2 separate regions of the Homo sapiens genome follow, and region 1 is linked to region 2. A link is a loop called in an ENCODE intact Hi-C map of the cell type or tissue named here. Cell type or tissue: mucosa of descending colon. All regions are shown on one strand. Region 1 overlaps MGLL (monoglyceride lipase). Region 2 overlaps MGLL (monoglyceride lipase).

Region 1 (2,500 bases), 120 kb before region 2:
ATTCAGCCAACCAAGTGGCTCTCAGTCCATAGAAAGACGTCTAGAAGTTAACTGTGAGAATTCCTTACCCATGAGCTCAGGTGAGGGAAGGGTGCGGTCTGAAAACATTGTGCAATATGATGACTTAGACTCCAAAAATATCCTCATTTGACACTGGATGACCAGGAAGGCTGGAGAGCAGGCTGTAATTATATGATTGTACAACTCTGACCCCTGCCAGGCAGTGAGTTCAAGGCATGGAGCAGACCATATTTGCTGTTCATCTGCAAGGCCCGGCATGAAGGAGGTGCTGAGTAGAGGGTTACCGAGTGGACACATCTCACTCTCATCTTTCCTCAGTGCTAGTCCATCCACCGGCTCATGCCACTTGGCCTTCCTGGCAGCCCCTCAACTCTGGAGAGCTGGCCCACTTTCTTTTCTGTAGCTTCTGTTATGATGATAAAAACTGGTGTATTGAAGGAACTGGCTTAAAGTGTGATTGTCCCTCCCTCGCTGATGTCCCAAGACACACGACTGGGAGGCCAGCCCTCCCCACTTCCTCCAGAGCCCTGCCCTCACACCTCCAGTAAGTGCCTCCTCCTTTAAATCTCTGTTTAGCATTTTGTTCCAAATTCCCCTGCATTTATGGAGACCTTCTGGAACATAAGCCCTTTCTCTGAACCTTACTGGCCTTGCCTTCTAGTCCTTTCTTGCCTCAGACCTCGGTCACGTGGCTTTTCTCTCCAGGAACTTTGTAGTCACCCCTCACCATGGCTCCCTCCTCTCCCACCTGGCCAGCTCCACCGGTCTGAGCTGCCTCGGGGCCAGGGTGCAGCCTGCATGGTTTTCAGGATTTTCCCGTCGGTGACATGGAGCTAGGTGCTGCAAGGGGAACACAGGCCGTGGATGGACTAGCAAGGGAGATTTGGCATTGTTTCTGGAACCTGCCCAAGTCCTCAGAACTGTGGCCGCTTTCAGTGGATCTAGAACCAATAAGACAGGGCTCCTCCCTCCTGCAGTTCCTTCCCTTGCTCCCGGGAGTGGGGCTCAGTGATGGTCCCCATCACAGCCCTCCCGTTCTAGGCCCATGTTGACCCCTTTCTCCATGAAGCCTTCACTCTCTGTGTGTGTCTACAGCAATGGGCAGTGCCATCCTCGGGCACTTCCCCCATCTATGCCAGTTTACCTGGAGGAGAGGCCATGCCCTGAGGCCTGGGTAGATTTAAGTGATAGAGAACATCCCCCCTTCTTGCGTCCTCGTAATATCCTCCTCACATCAGCCCCCAGCCAGACACGGGTGTGGCACCTGTGGCTCTGGGAAATAAGGGCCCCTCCCAGCCATCTGGATCCATCCGGAGGTGAACAATTTTCACCATTTGCTTGCACATAATTCCATCCCCACGGCCTTCCTGAGACTTTGTCCTCAAAGGTGGGACTGGCTTTTCCTTCCCCGCCCTTAGGTTTTCTAATCAGGTTGTCAGCCGGCTGTTGAGTGCTTTCTTTCCCCCACCCCCTGCTTTGGGTGTTTGTTCAGTGTTCCAGGAAACCTTCTGCAGGTCCTGTTTTCATCTTTGAGTGTAGAAGGGAGTGTGAATTTCCATCTCCCCAGGCCGCAGCTGCTGAACCCTGTAGCCCTTCTGAACTCACGCCACCTGCGACTAGGTGTTCCCGCATCACCAGCCAGCTGGTTTAGCGCAGATGCTCCCTGGGGTCAGCTAAATCACACAGCTTATTGTCCCTTCAAGTGGCCATTTTGAACCCCACTCTGTCAGTCTCTGCAGGGGTGAGGACGGCCTGGCTCCTGCTCAGCGCCCCTCGCATGCAGCTCTGTGGCTACCCCATACGGCTCCTTGCTCTCCTCTCCCAGGATCCAAAGCAGCGATTCATTCAGCAAATACTTCCTTATTGACGTCTACATGGTCCTTGGGCGCCAGGGTGGGGAAAGGGTGGCAAAGATCATGCATCTGATGAAGGGGTGGGATGGACCAACACACGGATAATTATAATATGATGCAGCCAGGACCTAGAGGCAGGGCTGCTGCTATGCCACGCAGAGCCTTTGTGCAAATTAGACAGAGGTGCCCACTGGGCAGAGGCTGCCCCATGAGTTGGTGAGCAGAGTGTGGGCTGGGTCGCAGCTCCTACTTGCCCTTCTGTCCTGTGTCCTGGATGGTGTTCCACCCTCGGAAAGGGCACGTGGGGGAGAGGACCCAAACACAAAAGCATGAGCCAAAGGGTGGGTGTAGGGGCCCCAGCTTTGTATCCAAATAACCAGCTAGATGGAGAGGTTCATAGTAATATAGGCGCAAGGCAAAGAAGGCCGCGTCATGGCAAAGACGTAGCACCGCGTGTTAGCAGGAGATGGAGAGATGAACATGGACTGTACCTGAGGATGCATGGGCAGCAGAGGGAGAAGGAGGGTGACTCCCAGGTGTCTCTGGAGTGATGGCAGAAGGAGCTGGTGTTATTGAGGGTGTGGGAATGTGGGATTCTCCTTCACAGCACACACCTTTAATGTATT
Region 2 (2,500 bases):
TCTGGTCTCTGTTTCTCTAGTTTTGTCACGTGAAGAACATTACATCAGTGGAATCATGCAGTGTGGAATATTTGGGGACTGACTCTGGTCCCTATTGAATGAATGGGCTCATGTTCTGGGCTTGGGCCTGGTTTGGGAGGAAGGGGCCTGGCTATCTCCTTCCTGGGAGCCACAAGCCACATTCCTAGGACTTTTGGTGGATTGAGATCTTAAGCTGTCAAAAAATCAAGGCCATTGTGCTTGTGCCAGAACTGCCACTTGAGGGGAGGGTTTGGCCCCTCTGTGCCTCAGTCTCCCCATGTGGTACAGCCCTCCCCAACCTCCTGGTCCCAGTTTCCCTCTGCCCCTCACCTCCGGTCCAGGCTGTGGTTCACATCAGGGGCCTGCTCTTTCTCTGACACATCTGGTGGCTGGGCCCCAGGCCCAGAATAGGCCATTGTGTAAACAGGGCCTACGTGATCAAGACATGGAAAACGAAGCCAAGAGCAGGAAGCCGCTTGGGCCGTCAGTGCAATTAAACTCAGAAGCAGAGTCCCCGAGCGCCTGCTGTGCCCAGGACACTTGGGGTCAGCGGGGCAAAGCAGCAGGCCTGCTGCAGGAAGAAGGTGGTTGTAAGACATCGCTAGCAACAGGGGCGAGGGTGTGGCCCCCACCCCACAGGTCCCATGGGAGCCCTGGAGACAGCATGGGATGGGGTGGTGGCCCAGCCCAGGGCACCGCCAGCCTGCTGGAACCCATACCCCCAACAACAGCAGCTTAACCAAGAGAGGGGGTGACTTCTTGGCATCAGGACACCCATCTTGTTGCTCTAGCTTCCAGGGGCGAACCTTGTCCACACGGCCCTGACTCTTTCTGTGGGGCAAGGAGAAAATAAGCCGTCAACCCAGAATGTGCACACAGCCCCTGCCTGCTTTCTATTGGCCAGAACGTGGTCATGTGACCACACCTAGCTGCAAGGGAGACTGGGAAATGTAGTCTCTATTCTGAGCAGTTGTGTACCGAAGGAAACATCAAGGTTCTGTAGGGCAGAACAAGAATTGGGGCAACTAACAGCAGGCAGGTTGACAAGCCTCTCTGTGCCTTAGTTTCCTCCTCTGTGTAGTGGAGAGAATGAGAGCAATTCCTCATACAGGGGAGTTATGGAGGCCCAGTGAGTTACTGCATGCAAAAACACTTAGTGCCGGGCAGACAGCCAGAGCTCAGATGTAGCTATTATTACTTTTATTACTCAATGAGACCCTGCATGTCGCAGCCCTGCACAGGCTGGTAGATGGCGCTGCTGTTGGTGACTCCAAGCCCCAGGCTCTTTTGCGGGCCCTACAGCCCTCCTTCCCTCAGGGCTCCTGGCTGACCCTGGGGAAGCACCCCCTGTGGTTGGGCCTGGCCATGGGCCCCCATGAACTGCCCTGCCAGTCCCGTGTCCTCTCAGGCTCCGAGCAGATGGCCCGGCCCAGCAGGACTCATGCCAGCTCAGCTGCAGGAAGTGGCTAATCTGTCTCGTGTGGATTTACACAAATGGTCTGGTTTTTGGTGCTCAGTCCCCAGCATGGGAAGGAATCCAGGGATGGCAGGGGTGACTGCAGGACAGCCTCTCCCACTTGGTGTGGTCCAGAATTCTGGCCGAGGCCTTGTAGGGGTGGCAGCAGAAGGGGTGTAGCTCAGTTCTTGGAAATGCTGAGTCCTAGCACAGTGGGCACCCTGGTTGCCCGGGGAGCAGCTGGCAGCATGTTCCTTCCTCGTCCCCACATGCTCTCTGACCCTCACCCAGTCCTCACCACGTGGCCCCTCCCCAACCCACCAAGAACCCACTGGCAAGGATGACAAACATGAATGAAGAAGCATCATGGGGCCGGGCGCGGTAGCTCATGCCTATAATCCCAGCACTTTGGGAGGCCGAGGCGGGTGGATCACCTGAGGTCAGGAGTTTGAGACCAGCCTGACCAACATGGCAAAACCCCGTCTGTACTAAAAATACAAAAATTAGCTGGGTGTGATGGCCGGCGCCTATAATCCCAGCTACCTGGGAAGCTGAGGTAGCAGAATCACTTGAACCCTGGAGGCAGAGGCTGCAGCGAGCCAAGATCGTATCACTGCACTCCAGCCTGGGTGACAGAGGGAGACTCCGTCTCAAAAAAAAAAAAAAAAAAAAAAAAAAAAAAAAAAAGAAGCATCAGGGGCTCACTCCTGCCCTCTATGGGCCTGAGAGATTCCTAGAAACTTCTCCCCGATCCTGTAGGGCAGATGCTAGAGAGATCAGGGCAGTGGAGCCTGAGCTGTCTTTATGGAGGCAGGAAGAGTGAAGCCAGAAACCCAGACAGGCCAGGGAGAGCAAGGACAGGGGAGAGAGCAGCCCCTTGAAAGGCAAGATCCACAGGGTGGTGGTTGAGGAGAGAGGACCCACATCCCGTAGAGGGGGAGAGTTGGCCTTGGGCACAGCCTGTCAGGGCGTCTGACCACCCTGTGTAGCCCTGAGGGGCACGGAGGCCGAGCCCACCCCAGC

Evidence for each region. Hi-C counts contacts between places; a loop is a spot of excess contacts. Peaks named below come from ENCODE experiments on the same cell type or tissue, not always from the same donor. Only the 100,000 strongest peaks of a DNase experiment are listed, where the experiment ranks them.
Region 1: it touches region 2 in a loop (2.5-fold over the local background); 72 of 110 quality-filtered maps call a loop at or near these places.

Annotation. Positions count from the first base shown.
Region 1 is chr3:127,815,311-127,817,810 of GRCh38, reverse strand. The region is part of intron 2 of MGLL (monoglyceride lipase); the gene reads left to right. Among named protein-coding and RNA genes, the nearest start is that of MGLL, 6.0 kb to the left of the region's middle. RefSeq lists an enhancer at 1-464. In mucosa of descending colon, no CTCF peak of the experiment used is centred here; DNase peaks (open chromatin) are centred at 793, 1,290, 1,596 and 1,910.
Region 2 is chr3:127,696,061-127,698,560 of GRCh38, reverse strand. The region is part of intron 6 of MGLL (monoglyceride lipase); the gene reads left to right. Among named protein-coding and RNA genes, the nearest start is that of ABTB1, 24 kb to the right of the region's middle. In mucosa of descending colon, no CTCF peak of the experiment used is centred here; DNase peaks (open chromatin) are centred at 500, 908, 1,370 and 2,490.